2 separate regions of the Mus musculus genome follow, and region 2 is linked to region 1. A link is a loop called in an ENCODE intact Hi-C map of the cell type or tissue named here. Cell type or tissue: left cerebral cortex. All regions are shown on one strand.

Region 1 (8,000 bases):
AGTGGAAGAAATCTAATAAACATATATTTGTGGGTAGTAATCTTATCAAAAGAGGGAATTAAAGTAGAAAAATATGAAGGATGCTTTATAACCTTCTGTTAAGATATACATGGGTGTATGCTGGTAAACACAGGTGTAAGTTATGCAGAATAAAAATCATATCACAGATAACTGTGTTTATATACACTTTAATGGGTTTGTCTTGACTGACATATCCCTCTCCATTTTAATAACACATCCCTTCAAACCTACTCTACTTAAGGGAAGTGACTGTTTCTTCACCCTTCTTCATTCTGTATTTCAACCCAGTGGAAGGGAGCTGGGTATATGTATCAGAGTGTCAGAGCAGCAGTCTCTTGATACAAAACAAATGCATGGAGTCTGTCCCTCAGCGTTCAGCTGGGTTCAGAGAACTCACCTTAATTTCAGCTCTGAGTTCGGCCAGCTGCATCTCTGCCATCTGACTGGCTAGGTCAGTCAGTCTCTTCAGCTCCTCTGCTTTCTTCTGACGGGCAGTCAGGATGTCCACTGACAAATGAGGAGAAGGTACAACATGTTAGGGGCAGAGATGTAAGCACAGTAAACTGTGGGGGTTTCTGGAGGCAGCTCTCTCCCAACAGGCAGGTGATGGCTGGCTCTTCATGTTGTTACCAACAATGACCCCCAATAAAACTCAGTTCTCAGAGGCACTGTAGAAGCACACGGCTTTCCTTCCTCTTTACACTGGCATCTGAACTCACTTCCTTAACTTGGCAATGCCAAGTCCATGCAGCAACAACCACCCTCCTGTATGTGCTATACCATTAAATTCTAACAGCATCAGACTCTCTAGATTTCACCAAATACAGCCTCAGCTGTAGGTCAGGGGTAGAGCACTTATGTAGCACATAAAAGGCCCTGAGTTTGATCCCCAGACTGGAATATTTTAAAACATAGTCTTTTGAGGTAACTAGCTGTGATATTGTAATATGACATAGAGGATTTGCTCTATCCACTTTAGAGGAGCTGAAAAATGCTTTTGCATTTGGTGCTCTGCAGAGATATTTCTGTTTTTGCAAACAGAGAGAAATTCCAGACCAGAGTATCTTGTGTCTTTGTTTGAAGTATCCCAGGTATAACAATTTCAAGGGCAAATCAGGCCACTTTGAACTGGATTGTGTGCATTCTTTAGCATCTGCATCTCAGAGAGGTTAGTGGGGAATTCCATGGTACGTTACTTCCTCATCTCTGTCAGAAGAACTCAAATTTCAGATAGACACAGAAGCCCAGGTTAACCTGTGTGTGTTTTCCAAGAGCACAGAGCACAAAAGCAAGTGAGAAGACGGAGCTCCCTGTACACGGGCTAGCAGCTCTCTAACTCATCATATATGCATTTCCTTTGTTCCTCTTGGCCAAACATGTTGAGCCCTAAGGAAAAATAGCCCATGTAGGATAATGTACATGTTGAATTGTTTTCCATCCTGGTTGCACAAGGATAAACTGCTCTAATAGACCACATTCACAGCACACAGAGTCAAACAATATATCTTTGTAATTTAGATATTTTTGAAATACCATTTCACTGGATAGGTCAGCTGGCTTCCAAGTTCCTCCTGCCTCAGCCTCCCAGTGCTGGGACTTCAACCCCCTGCCACCATATAGAGCCAAGCAATGTGATTTGTGATTCTAAGAGGTCTTAATAGCTACAACATCAAACAAGTCACTTCAAACACTAAAGCAAGTGAAGGAACAACAGCAACAAAATAAAGAGAACACAAGCAGGCAAGGGTTAATATCCTTGCACAGTGAGGGATGCACACAGGCAGGCAAGGGTTAATAACCTTGCACAGTGAGGGATGCACACAGACAGGCAAGGATTAATGTCCTTGCACAGTGAGGGATGCACACAGGCAGGCAAGGGTTAGGGTTCTTTGCACAGTGAGGGATGCACACAGGCAGGCAAGGGTTAATGTCCTTGCACAGTGAGAGATGCACACAGGCAGGTAAGGGTTAAGGTTCTTTGCACAGTGAGAGATGCACACAGGCAACCATTCTTCAGACAGACAGGTGTTTTCTGTTTATGTCAATATCAATGTTGAGATGCCAATAAGATAACCTGCAGTATAAGGCCTGATCATCTGCCCAATTACACTAATCATCCTTTGGTTACTCACCTGGCTCCCCTGCTTAGCAGATGGCTGGGCAGACTGATCTATATCTACTGGTCCTTCAGAATTTGGAAATCTACCGGAAAAAAATGTCTGGATACAGTGAGTGAGGAATTCTCACCCGAATGCTGAAAGGATCATACCAAACGATGTCTTAGGACAGCTGGTTGCCCAGAGATCACAGAATAGCAGCCTGCTATTATTTTTGACCAGAGAACATATGTTTGGTTCACCTGCATATTACTTTTACAGATTGGGCATCCACATTTAGGAAGTAAGAAATTCTATTTGAAAGAGATTTCTAGGGGGCTCTTAAAACATTGGAATCTGCGCTAGGGACACGGCTCACTTAATGGACTCCTTTCTCAGCATGCATACGGTCCCAGTTCATGTCTCACTTTGTGATGGAGGATGGTGGCAGGTGCCTGTAATCCCAGCCTGGGAGAGAGATGCAGAAGAACCAGAAGTTCAAAATCACTCCAGCTACACAGTGAGGTGGGATCAGCCTGGGACACATGAAACCCCATTGTAAGAACAGCATTGCTAGCCATATTTGCTCAGCATCCCAAATGACATGGTGCCCAGTGAGCCACCATCTCTATATGCTCCTCTGATAGCATGTTACCCAACTATATATGTCTTCAGTCACTCAAGGGGCTAGAGTAAGGCTGAACTGTGGAATTCTTTGTAGTACCTGTACACAGTGCACAGCAGAGGCAAGGGAACTGAATGAAGGGCTCATTGATTGGATGGGCCCATTAATGGAAAGGAAATCAAAATAAGAACTGAAGTTCCTGTCCCACTCAAGATTGTCTAGGTCTAGGGCTGGGAAGCTGGCTCTGTGGGTAAAATGTTAAACATATCCAGATCTCCAGCTCTCATGTGAAAAGCTGGGCAAGGCTGTGCTTGTCAGTATCCTCAAAAACTAGGCTGGGGAATGTTAGGGGAGGAGGACATTCTATACTGAGCTCCATACTCTGTGTGTGTGTGTGTGTGTGTGTGTGTGTGTGTACTCACACATGTGCCACACATATAAACCAGCACCCTACCCAATACTCACAAAAAAGTTTTAGGACCTATAGCTTTTTATTAGTTATGTTTTTGTCATTATAATTCAACATGTGGATGGGACTGAGGTCTGCAACAGGAGGAAATGATTACTGAGTCAAAATAGGAGATGCTACGCTGTCTTCTTGCAAAGTAAGATTAAAAGATATACATATATATATATATATATACACATATATACACACACACACACAAATTCTAAAGCCCCAGACTTGCAAAGCATTGGGTAAAGGGGTCAGCAGACTGCCAGTGACTGCACGGCTAAGCAGATCCAACTCTTCCTACTGGACTATTTGTGAAGCTGGCGACAATTAGGGGTCATTGTTCTTCCTGATTATGTAGAACTTGGGCATTCACTCGATACAGAAGACTTTGTAAAAATAGATCTAAGCGGGCCCTAAAATGGGAATGCAGGTGCAAACTCACCAATAAGTTCTGAGTTTAAACTCATGCAAATCACAAAAATGAAGACTGCATCAGCAAGCGAGGGTGCATTTTTACATATAGTCTCATTAACATTTCAAAGCCTTCCATTATGAAAACGTCTTAAAAGTTAAGATCTAAAGCCAAAATTCTTTAGGGGTGCACATCTTCACCTCCAGTATGTCAATTGCAAAACTGGGAAGCATCAACAAAAACAGATCAGTTTTTAAGATCACTGATGCTGGGATTTAAAGTAGAGTAATAGGATGTTTTGAAAGCATCATGCTTTCAGAAATCTGTAGAGGGAGACAGTTCCATGCAGCTTGGCTCCCCTCTGCATGCAAATCATAACATTATCTTTGCAACTTTATAAACAGTATCTGGCATGCTGAAATCCACCTTCTCAATAGGATTTGTAAATCTCTTCAGGTTCTTAGAGCACACTGGAAGTTAGGTTCATATCACTTGACCTGTGGAAATCTCAAGGCTTCTCTAATAATGCCCATTAGCAGAAAGTGCGTTCAGAATCTTGGGGCCAGGTGTTGGCGTGCAAGGGTTTCCTCAAGCACAGAGACTCTTTGAAATCCTTATTCTGTAACAGGTCTTAAGAATTTGCTATTTTACTTCATAATATGCTTGTGTTAATACAAAGTCAAATTTTCTTCCCACATCTCTAGTAAACGTGTTGAGAACCTTTCTGTGTGACCTTGAGTTCCCTGGGGAGGCAAAGTCTGAATGCCTAGGGATATACATGCTTATTTCTTAAAATATAATAATCCTGCACCCCCTGCACAGTCCCTGTGCAACTAAGCAGCGTCATTTGCAAACTATACACACAGAGCATTGTTGAATTAGTAACAGGGTGAGATACACTCATCTAGAATATACCTTCAAAATAATTACATCAGTGTTCATGACTACTGGATGTGGCTGTCGATAGACACTATGCTGATTGTAATTGTGACAGCTAGTCTGGGTTGTCAACTTGAATACATTTAGAATCAACTAAAAACCTAATCTGTTGGGCATGCCTGTGAAGAATTGCCTTGATTGGATCATTTGAAGTAGAAAAGCCCATCTTAAATCTGGGCCACACCTTCTGATGGCAATCCACAAAAAACAGGTCACAGAGGAAGAAAGTTTTGCTTTTTTTCCTGCTTGCCTTTCTTTGATGGTAAGTTCATCTATTCTGCTGCCAAAGCATTCTGTCACTGCTATTACAACCTACTTCTTCAGGACTCCAATGTAAACCACAGAAGATGCTAAGATATTCAGCCTTGGGGATTGAACAACTATTGGATTCTTGGCCTGAGTTTGTGGAAATAGCAAGGCCTCTATACACCAGCTCAAGGGGGGGGGGGGCACTGAGCCCCTAATCTGGACTGAGACTAAACAAAGGCACCTAAAAACAGCTCTGACTTGGCTCCAGCCCTAGTCCTTCCAGATGTCTCAAAACCTTTTCATCTCTTTGTCCATAAGACAAAAGCCAAAGCGGGGTTTTAACTCAAACTTTGGGGCCATGGAAATACCCTGTGACATACCTGTCCAAAGGATTGGACTCTGTGCCCACAGGATGGCCCATCTAAGAGCTGTGATAACTGGTAATGAAACAAACAAGCAAACAAACAAGCTAACTAACTAAGGTAGCTCTTATACTTACAGTACCCCATGCCATTGAGTCCCTCTTCTGAGCATCCTGACTGTCTGTCTAATAGTGTCTGTGTGACCCAGTACCAGGCTCTACTACTGGACCACTCTCAAGTACAGTTTGAGAACTGCCCCCCCCCCCAATCCTGCTATCCTCTTTCCTGATGACCACCCACAGGTGCTCATCCATAACTGTCAAGAGATGAAAGATGAAACCAGGTACATAGGAGCTGCAATAGTTATTCAAACCAAAATGATCTGGGCCCAAGCTAGGTTCCTCAGCCCAGAAAGCAAAACTGATTCGTCTGATTCAGGCTTTCAGATGGGGGAAAAAGAAAGTCCACCACTGGGGGCTGGGAGATGGCTCAGTGGTTAAGAGCACTGACTGCTCGTAATGAGACCCAATGCTCTCTTTTGGTGTGTCTGAAGAAAGCAACAGTGTACTCATATACATAAAATAAATAAATAAATCTTTAGGAAAAAAAAAAGTCCACCGCTATCTACACGGACAGTCGCTATGCTTTTAGTACCGCATGTCTGTGATGTGATCTATAGGGAAAGAAGGCTTCTCGCTGCTGGGAAAAAACAAAAGCAAAACAACAACAACATCTTGGCCCTCTTAGAAGCTATTTGGCTTCCCCTCCAAATTGCTGTCCTCCACTGCTGGGCCACTGACCTGGCTGCCCAACAAATGGCTGCCCTGAGACCAGTGGAAACTAATGATATTCTGATGACATACCCTGATCTGGTGCTGCATGAGACTCTATAGTAAAGAAGAAATGGGCAGCTCAAACCCACAGGTTGATAGAAGACACCAGAGGGAAAGACTATTCTCTCAGAAACAAGGGGCAGAACTCAGGTAACTGGCCTTCATCAGGCTACTCATGTGGGTTTTTGAATCGCTCAGACCAAGGAATGTTATACCTAGACTGGACAGTCTAGTATGGGATGTCTTAGTCAGATGCCAGGTTTGTGCTTAGGTAAATCCAAAATAGAACCCAGGAAGAGGGTTCACAAAAGAGACCAACCCCCTGGTGAACTCTGAGAAAACTTACTTCACCAAGATCAGTCTGCCAGGGCAGGATACTAATACTTGCTAATTTTTATAGATACCTTTTCCAAGTGGGTAGACGTGTCCCCCACCTGGAATAAAACTGATCAAATAGTAGTAGCTTAAAAAGCTCCTCCACGAATTGGTACCCTGATTTGCCCCCTCCCTAGCTATGAGTCTGATAATCGCCTGGCTTTAAGAGCCCAAACCTCTCAATTAATAGCTAAAGTTTTAGACATACATAAAAACATTTCATTGTGCATATAGACCACAGAGTTTTCAGCATCTAAGGAAAAATTAGTATGTTTAAAAAAAAATTTAACAAAACTCTAAAGTCTAGTGAAGGGTGGAAGGGCCTTCCTTTGCTTTGGGCCCACTGCACCCATATAGGGAGATTTACCCTCTTTGAGATTGTGTTTGGAAGATATCCGCAACTGATTCCTTGGCTCAGAGACCAGCAGTTGTCAGAACTCTCTAACCATTTCTTTCTCAAATCTCTGTTGGCCCTCCAGTCTTCTGAAAATGCTAGTCATTAAACTATCTGAGAGACCCAGACAACCTCTGAGTCCATCACCAGTTTGCACGTGTTTAAATCCAATGATGTTGTCTGGGTCAACAAGGTAGCCAAACCGGCTGGCTGAAACCAACTTAGAAAGAACCCTATATGGTTACTGTCATGACTCCTATGGTGGTGAAGGTAGCTGGCATCACAGCATAGATCCACCACACCTAACTCAAGAAAGAATCCAGAGACACTGCTAACAAATGGACTGTTTCCTGGATTACGGACCCCCTGAAATTAAGGTTTCATTGGGACCTAGTCCCTTCCACTCCTTGCCCCTCTTCCTCCTCCCAAGTCTTATGTTAGGTATGAATACAGGGTCATGGTTCAACCCCCATGGGCCTCAGGCCTGGGAATGGAAGAAGACCGATACAGGAAGGCATTAGCCAGAGTCACCGCAGTCCAGCAACCCATATTCATCTTGACCTTTGTTCACGAATGCCCACTCTAAGTGTTGTACTGAAAAAAGGAAAGACATGGGAGTTTATGCTTTGAGACAGGAATACAGAATTTAAAATTCAGTGTATAACCTGCAGCTGAGATTCCTAGTTGTAGAACAAGGGAGTTTCCAGTGCAAAAACTGGAACTGTAAAATAGAGGCTTCCTGAAAACATATGGATGAATATTTAAAAAAAAAAGTTTTCTCCCAAGAAATGCACACTAGGAAAAATGTAATCTAATGCCCATAAAATTGAAAAAAGAATCTGAAAATTTTTATAAGAAAGATTCTGGCTTCTGTCAAACAGGAAAACCTGGGGAATCAGACCCAGGAAGGGCTCCTGGGGATGAGGTTAATCATTCCCAAACAGAAACCAGCCAGGCTTGCTGCTTCTGCTTAGACACCTGGCCCCTGTTCTAGGTAAGGATAGAAAGTAACCAGCCCATCACCAGCCCATTGACTGACAAAATTCACTGTGACTTGGAACTGCTCTATAAGGTTAGTGGAATTCAAAGAGGCTAAAACGTGTCCAATATCCAAAACTTTAACCTAGGCAATTGCCCTTATTCTGATGCCCGCGACTCTGCCTTGTGGGTAACAGTATTATTACTGGGCCCCTGAGACTACCTGGCAGGCATGTACTAATGACACTTTGTAAACTAA
Region 2 (8,000 bases), 510 kb after region 1:
ACTAGAGCAGCCACCTGAACTGGTATGAGCTTCACCTAAAGTGACAGGATTGGCACTTCTACAGCAAATCTTGTAAAAATCCTTTGGTGTTTTTTCTCCCCCCAAATGAAAACCCTGCTGTCAGTTCAAACCAGGTGACTTTTGACAAGCTGGGGATTTGGGACATTGATAGGCTTCAAGCCCTTGAGTTGTGTGAGCTGACATCATTGAATCCCTGACACAGGTCAGCCGGACAGCTTGCAGACATGGTTTGAAGTTCACTGTAGTGGGCCATCTCTGGAACCCAAACACCAGGGGACAGGGCATGTGGTATGAGAAGGACTGACCTGAGCCACAGGGGATGGAATAATTTTATATCAGGAGAATGGTTCATTTTATTAAAAATGTCCCTATGAATAAAAAGAATTATGCACCTGGACACAGCAGCACTTGCTGCTCTTCCCAAGCAGATAACTGTATCGCCACGTTGTGGAACCACTCTGGCTTACGAAAATGCTCATGATATGATCTGCTAGGAAACAGGAGGCTTGCTCTGAAGAGGAGATGTTTGCCTCAGAGGAGGCTCTCCACAGCCTGGATAGGAATGACAGAGAGGAGAAGAAGCCAAGGCATTCCAGAAAAGCGCTGGGGTACAGAGCCCTGTGGAGACCAGGAGCTGGGGAAGCTAGCTCCCTTTCAATCTTCCCTCCATTGGGGAAACAGAAGATCCACTGGAAAGTCCTTATTCCCCTTGGCAACACAGCTATCATGGGATCGTAAATCATTTTAACCAGTAGGCATAGTCAACAGATAACTAGATCCAACACCCAGGGGCAGTGAAAGGAAAGCATTAGGGTTACTAAGATCAGAGGTTCAAATGCCAACACTCCACAGGCTGTGCCAATCTCTGCAAGTCCTCTGCCTCTCTGCTCAGGTTTCTGCATTTGACAAGCGAGAGCAGTGAGAGCCACCTCACTGGCTTCATCGTGAAATGAACACTTTGTGTTTGCTTTCCTGTTAGTTTCCCCAGTGTGTTGTAACAAAGAACTATAAATTAGTGTCTCAAAACAGCTAGATCATTTTCCTTCATCTTTCCGGAATCTATGGTTCCAAAAATCAATATATGATCAATCTATGTTCCCCCTGAAACTTCACTTCCAGCTTCCAGCTTCTGATGGTCCCAGACCTCCTCAGCTCACAACTGTGATGGCCACTGACTGCGCCCATTTTCATCCTCTCTCCACGTCCTCTTCTCATCTCAAAAGAACCAGACAATGGAATCAGGACTCACCCTAATCCAGAATGTTCTCCTGGATACATGTGTAAAGTTCTGGAAAAGATCGGAGTCTCAGTTTCCCTATGGATACAGATTTGGTGAGCACTACCGATACTCAATGGCTGGTCGAAAGGACACATGACGGGGACAGCGTCAGCCTTCAAGAAATAAGAGAGCATCTTCCTGTTTTTGTTATTTTTGCCACTGCAGATGCTGTTGGTGTCTTTTTAGGGAGTACGGGATGTAGCAGTGGTTCAAATGAAAATGTCCTCTGTAATAATTGCAGGTATGAATACTCAGTCCCCGGTTGGTGAAAGTGTTTGGAGAGGTGTGGTTTTGCTTCAGGAAGTATGTCACTGGGGGTGGACTTTGAAAGTAAGAGCCTCCTGCAGTTTCTGGTTTCTCTCCCTTTGTGCTTATGGCTGCAGTTTGGTCTTCAAACTCTGGCTGTGCCTGCTGCTTGTTACCATGGCTCTACTTTTTTTTTGGTTTTTTCGAGACAGGGTTTCTCTGTGTAGCCCTGGCTATCCTGGAACTCACTTTGTAGACGTAGACCAGGCTGGCCTCGAACTCAGAAATCTGCCTGCCTCTACCTCCCAAGTGCTGGGATTAAAGGTGTGCGTCATGACGCCCGACTCAACAGGAACTCTTATCTCTCTGGAACTGTAAGCCAAAACAAGTTCTTTCCCTTAAGTTGCCTGGACTATGGTACTTTAGCACAGCAGAAAAAAACAGGTTTACTTAGGGGTGGAAAAAGCAAGGCTGGGGAGCAGTGGGGATAGAGGCAGTTGGAAGATCCAGCTGGGAAGATGGTTCAGCGACCAAGAATGAGAAAGTGTTAGGTAACATTCCTCCAGTGGACTTGTTTGGTTCCTGTAGTCTCCATGACAACACTCAGGGATAAAGTATCAGGAAAATGGACAATGTACCTAGCCCCAGGCTGGGTCTGCCCAATTAGTGTGGCTTCCCTTACTTGGGAGAAAGGAAACAAGAAGATGGGAGGGGGGTGTTTAAGAACACTTTTCCCCCTCCTATTAAACATATTTCAGAATATTTCTTAAGGGAGGAAGAAGAGGAGACTAGATTCTAGAAGTGACGCTTCGAGGGAACGCAGGGCTTCTTGCCGAAAAGGAAGTAATTGTCGACGGGGATCCCTGAGCCCTGGCAATAAATCAAGCGGAACAAAGATGTGAAAGCAGCTGGAAGAGCGGGTGCCTCTTCCTTCCCTAGGCAGGGATGGCAGGCATCCTAGACACTGAAGCTTTTGTTAGTAATGTGATCTGAATACGCCAAAATCTCACCCTGAGGTTAAAGTGTACTCTGCCAGGCGTCGCTGCAAACAGTTTCATACAGATATGGCACACATCTTTGGAAAAGATGGAAGGATAAGAGTAAAGTCACAGCTACTGAGTACAAAAAAGAAAAAAAAAATCTTTTGATCCTCTTTTTTCTAGAGACTGTTCTGGTAGCCTTGTCACTGGATGCTCTTGGTACTGGTTTTAAATTATGGACCTATTGACAGAGTGGTGAAGTCTGTAGATTTCTCATCATTAAAAAAAATGCTTTAAAGTAAATACACTTAAAACTAAATAAAACCGTCTATAACAACTCAAAGCAAGCCAGTGGTATCAAAAGGTAGGTATTAAAATGTCAAAACAAAACCAACAGATATGTGATATGGTTCTATGTGTACTTCTATATTAATGTGCTAAATAACAAGAGCTAGCAGCAGGTTCCACAGTTACTGCAGTTTTAAAGCAATGAAGAGTGTGAGCAGTGTTTCTAGCTGTCCCGAGTGGGAGCTGCAAATTATCTTTGACTTGCGTTCACAATTGAATCAAAACTCTCCATTTCAGCTGGAGATGGATAAAAACCAACACGGGGTTTGCCCCCATTCCAGTTCTCGGAATTCTATCTGCCAAGATTTGTGCCCCGTCCCAATTTAAAGGCTACACCATGTAAACCTCACAGGCACCCAGTTTTTGGTGGGGTTCTGCCAGACAGAGGAGTACCGACCATTATGTTAGCAAAGGCTGCCGCCTGCTGGCCAAAACATTCAGACTGTTCACTTAATTGGCTGTGTTAGAAAACAATGGGGCAAGCTATTAATTCACTGACTCGCATCTAGAAATGGAGCAGGAGGCTACTTGTCAACCCAGCCCCATGGCATCCAATCAGTGCAGATTTAAAAGCCCCCTTTGGCTTAGCTGGCAAGTGCTGATGGCTGGTACTGTTGGTCATTAGCAATGTGGGACAAGACGCCAGCATGGCAGGCTGTTTCTAGGGAGATTGCTCTGCTCAATTCTGATCTGTGAAAGTACAGATCGCTTAAAGGTTAGATTTCCCAGTGGGCTTGTCTGACCAAGGTGTTCAGGATCTACTTTCAGTGCTAAGGGCATGGGGCTATATGGAGAGGAAGGAAAAGGAATTCAGAGCGACCCGTGTGCCAGAAACCAGCTAAGTACTTTCACGTATGCGGCTGCATTTAATTTCTAAGAGAATCCTGTTACTGTTATGATGAGGACTGAAAACAGTCACTAAGGCTTAGAAAGGAAAGTTGGCACCATCACTCGGAACGCATGCACCGCTTGGGAGCTCGCTTGCTTCCCAGTCTCTGCTCTAGTGGGTAGGTAGGCAAAGATTCTCACAGCAGTGCCTACTCCTGTTTGCCCAGTGTTCTGCAGCCTAGATTTTACCAATGGCACAAACCCAGACAAGTTTGTAAATCATTCCATGCCCCCATTCCCCTGTCTGTAAAATGAAGATAATGATAACCCCTCTTTAAGGTGGAAGTCTTGTTGGAAATATTGAGTGTGAGTCCCTAGGGCACTGTAGGCAATAGATAAATGACAACTACTATTAGTATAAGACAATTTTGCTTCATAGTGTTGGGAAAAGTATAACCTCTATGTCACACAAAGGAACACACGAAGAGTAATTCAGCAAAGTAATTTCTTTTTTCTTCTTTCTTTCTTTTAAATGGTGTGCCAGAATTCCAACACAGCTAACCAACACATTCAGCCAGAATATTCTGGCTTCTGTCTTTTATCCCTGACATAGGTGGTGACTGTGTCTCGTCACATTGGTGGGCCCTGGGCTTCACTGAAGGGACTCTAGCCAGCTCTAGAATGTAGGGCATGGCTCTGGCAGGTCTTACCCTTCTCCCCCATTCCCTCTGCCTTGCTAAAAAAATAAAATAAAATAAAATAAAAATAAATTACATTCCTAAAGCTAGCCATCAAGGTTCGTTCTTTTGGCCACTTACTTCTGAGGCTGACTACCAAGGTCCAGCTATCAAAGTATTATAGTTCAGCAATCAGAGCCCTCTTTGGCTCACCTAATTAACATGTCCAATTAAAATTAACCACATCCTCCTAACTTGGGGTTCCCTCTTTACCTTTGTAATCTGCCATTTGTCCCCTCTTTAGCTAGAGGCGGACTTTTGTTCCCCTTGGACAAATGCCCCTCCCCTCGTGTTCCTTTCTCCTTTCTCCCTTGTCCCCTTCCTCTTCTTCCTCTACCTCCTGTCTTTGTCCCTTACCCCTGCCCTCTGTCCCTCCTTTGTTCTGAGAACTTGATCTTGGATGTTCTGGGCAGATACTTTTCCTTTCACGTGACAGTCAGGAACGATTGGTCAGTTGCTGTAAGGAGGAAGGAGATGGGGTTGAGGAAATGGGGGCTTTTGTTGGGGCTGACAAGCTTTGATAAATTAAGTGTTTCTCACATTAACAGTTACAACAGCAGCTAAGTGTTCAGATGAGTACTTAACATTTAGCACTGTCTGGACGTTTTGGTTGTCTCTATAGAGGTGTCTAATGGTCAAAGGCTAGAAAACTATTAAATATTCTACACTGCACAGGACAGCTCTTCCAGAAACCATCAGAAAAGAATTATGTATTGGGGGCTGGAGAGATGGCTCAGAGGTTAATGGCTGCTTTTCCAGAGGTCCTGGGTTCAATTCTCAGCAAACACATGGTGGCTCACAGCCATCTGTAATGAAACCTAATGTCCTCTTCTGGCCTGCAGGAATACATGCAGGCAGATGTTTTATACATAATAAGTAAGTAAGTAAATAAATAAATAAATAAATAAATAAATCTTAAAATAAAAAGAATTATGTATTCTCAAATGTCAGTAGTCTAACATTTAGCTAACCCTGTCCTGAATGGAGCTCAGTCAAGCAGAATGTATACAGTGGGGTGCTAGAGAGAAACTCTAATGCGTACAGGGCAGACAAGGATTGAGAGATAACAAGGACTGACAGGTGGACATTCTTGTACATATTAGGGTTGAGAGAGGGGCTGGTATTGCTTTTACTTAGGTGTCCAGGAAGGTCTTCTCAGAAGTGGTGGAGTTCACAAAGTGACTGCCCTTGCTGGCTTGGACAAAGGACACAACGAGGCAGCATAGTTCCAGTCAATGAGCCCAATAGGGACCTAATTATGACTGAGGCCCAGACAGAGGGAGAGGAGAAGTCAAAGACAATTCCAGCAAGGCCTTATGAGACAGCCTCCACCAGACAGTGCTTCTGCTTCACATGGTCCCAAAGACAAAACCTGCCTCCAAGTACCAAATGAACTAAAATACCTAGACTTGACATCATTTTAAACTTTTTTTTTTTTTTGGATTTTCGAGACAAGGTTTCTCTGTATAGTCCTGGCTGTCCTGGAGCTCACTTTGTAGACCAGGCTGGCCTCGAACTCAGAAATCCGCCTGCCTCTGCCTCCCGAGTGCTGGAATTAAAGGCGTGCGCCACCACGCCTGGCTTAAACTTTTTGTTTTCATTTTGGTTGGCTGTTGTTTGCTTTAAAAGGCAATAATCAAAAATCTCTTCCTTGGCAATGAACTGATTGACAAGGTCAGTTATTGGACTTGATTCCATCTGGTTTGAGATGAAATCGCAGTGTTACCGTTGTCTGGGAGGGGGCTATCCCGATGTTGTAGGATAAGAAGGATGTCAAAAGAGGGCCAGGCACAACAGGGCAGTCTTGCCCTGTGAAAGCTTCCCAGCTCTCACAGTTGGATGCAACACTGCAGTGTACATGGGAGACTCAGCGAGGCCAGGACGGGAGCTGGAGTGAAGGGCAGGCCAGGTGTGATTGAGACCAACACAGCCGTGCCCGTGGCTGAGCTGCAGTACAGAGACAGCCTGCTATCCTGTCACAAATACCTAAAATAAAAGGAAAGAAAAACTTTGGTTCATAATTATGGAGGTTTCTGACTTGTCGGCTGCTCATTCTTGTTGGCTCACAAAAAAGTGAGAGTCCCAGTTTGCTAAGCTAGTAAATGATACCAGATTGTCCAATACACCAAAGAATGAGGTTCCCTTGTCTGAAGATGGAATGAACACCACCCAGGCTTCTCCAGCAAGGAGGTGCTCCGGGTGGAAACAGCAGAATAAGAACCCTCAGAGATCTGCCTGTGACACTGAGGACAATATTTAAACAGTTCTGGAAAGAAGAGGCTCTCCTTGGGCACTCTACTTTGTTGTACTTTTACAAATGACTTGGCTATATTCAGGACTCTTTCCAGACTCTTGCTGGAAGAAATCAGGGGATCTTTGTAGGCTGCTCTTAGTGAAGCCAGAGAGGCGAGAGGCAAGCCTGCCAGACAGATGTTGGGATCCATCCACACTGGCTCATGATTCAAATAGCCCAAGTGTTAACTGCCTATGTCAGATATCCTATCTCTCATTTCTTTTTCTTTCTCTCTCTCTCTCTCTCTCTTTCTTTCTTTCTTTCTTTCTTTCTTTCTTTCTTTCTTTCTTTCTTTCCTTTTGGGTGGTGGTAGTGCATTTGGGGTAACCAAATGTACAGTACTAAAAAAAAAAAAAAACCTGCATTTCTCATAACAAACAGAATTGTCTGATGTATGGCTAATCCCTAGTCAGGAAGATTAAGTATGTTTTGAGGGGTGGTCTCAAGACAACATCTAATAAAGCAGTTTGTACACATGCCCTTTCCCCTCTCCTTCCTTGCCTCTGTTCTTTCCCCCGACTATGGAGTTCTGTCTGCGACTTTGTACAGTGAGAACAGGGTTCTGACCCTAACAAAGGCCGCCATGACTAGAGGGATACAGGGTCCCTGCAGACTTTGTGATTTGATACACCAGACCAACACATCTCCACTTTGGGCTTGCCCTCGTACCAGAGACTGACATCTGTTACTTAAGCCACCATTTTGTGTGTGCCTGTGGTGGTAGTGGTGCTTTGAAATCAGGCCTTGTTGTGTAGTCCTGACTGGCCTCCACTTCCTTATGTAACTCAGTCTGACCTTGAGGTCATAACAATCCTCTTGCCTCAGCCTCCTACAGGCTGCGATTCCAGGAAACGAGCTACCTATCCCAGATGTACTTGCCAGTCTTAAAAACTCCAGTTTCATGCAGTCACAACTCACAACAATTATTTCTACATCCTGCCCATATCGTGAGATTAAGTGACCAATAAATAATTTATAGTCAGATTAACATGATGTAATGTGTTATATGAACACTTTTGGCATCGTTTGGCACTCCCTTGGTGTAAAGGTGTTTTATTTACCTGAGCAGATCTCAACAGACAGGACTGGGATTCAAGTTGTCTTTGGCCTTGTCTTCAAAGCTTCAGAGTCCTGTAGTGCCCACAAGTTACCTGCTGGCATTACCTCCCAGATCTGGAAATAGCTCCTTTTGTTCCTGAGCCTCCTGTTACCACCAGTACAGCAGTAGCTTCCCAGGAATGTGATAAATTGTTCTTCTTTGATCCTCA

What was found. Hi-C counts contacts between places; a loop is a spot of excess contacts. Peaks named below come from ENCODE experiments on the same cell type or tissue, not always from the same donor. Only the 100,000 strongest peaks of a DNase experiment are listed, where the experiment ranks them.
Region 2: a loop joins it to region 1, with 4 times the contacts of the local background. A loop is called at or near these places in 21 of 42 quality-filtered maps.

What each region holds. Positions count from the first base shown.
Region 1 is chr1:57,930,440-57,938,439 of GRCm38, reverse strand. It overlaps Spats2l (spermatogenesis associated, serine-rich 2-like), which reads right to left. Exons shown (of 14, transcript NM_144882.4): 11 at 419-528. Among named protein-coding and RNA genes, the nearest start is that of Kctd18, 36 kb to the left of the region's middle. In left cerebral cortex, a CTCF peak has its summit at 3,965; a DNase peak (open chromatin) is centred at 3,624.
Region 2 is chr1:57,424,400-57,432,399 of GRCm38, reverse strand. No RefSeq gene overlaps it. Among named protein-coding and RNA genes, the nearest start is that of Gm22371, 6.0 kb to the right of the region's middle. In left cerebral cortex, CTCF peaks have their summits at 3,304 (motif pointing left) and 3,931; DNase peaks (open chromatin) are centred at 2,143, 2,440, 3,293 and 3,836; H3K4me3 peaks cover 920 bases; H3K27ac peaks cover 306 bases.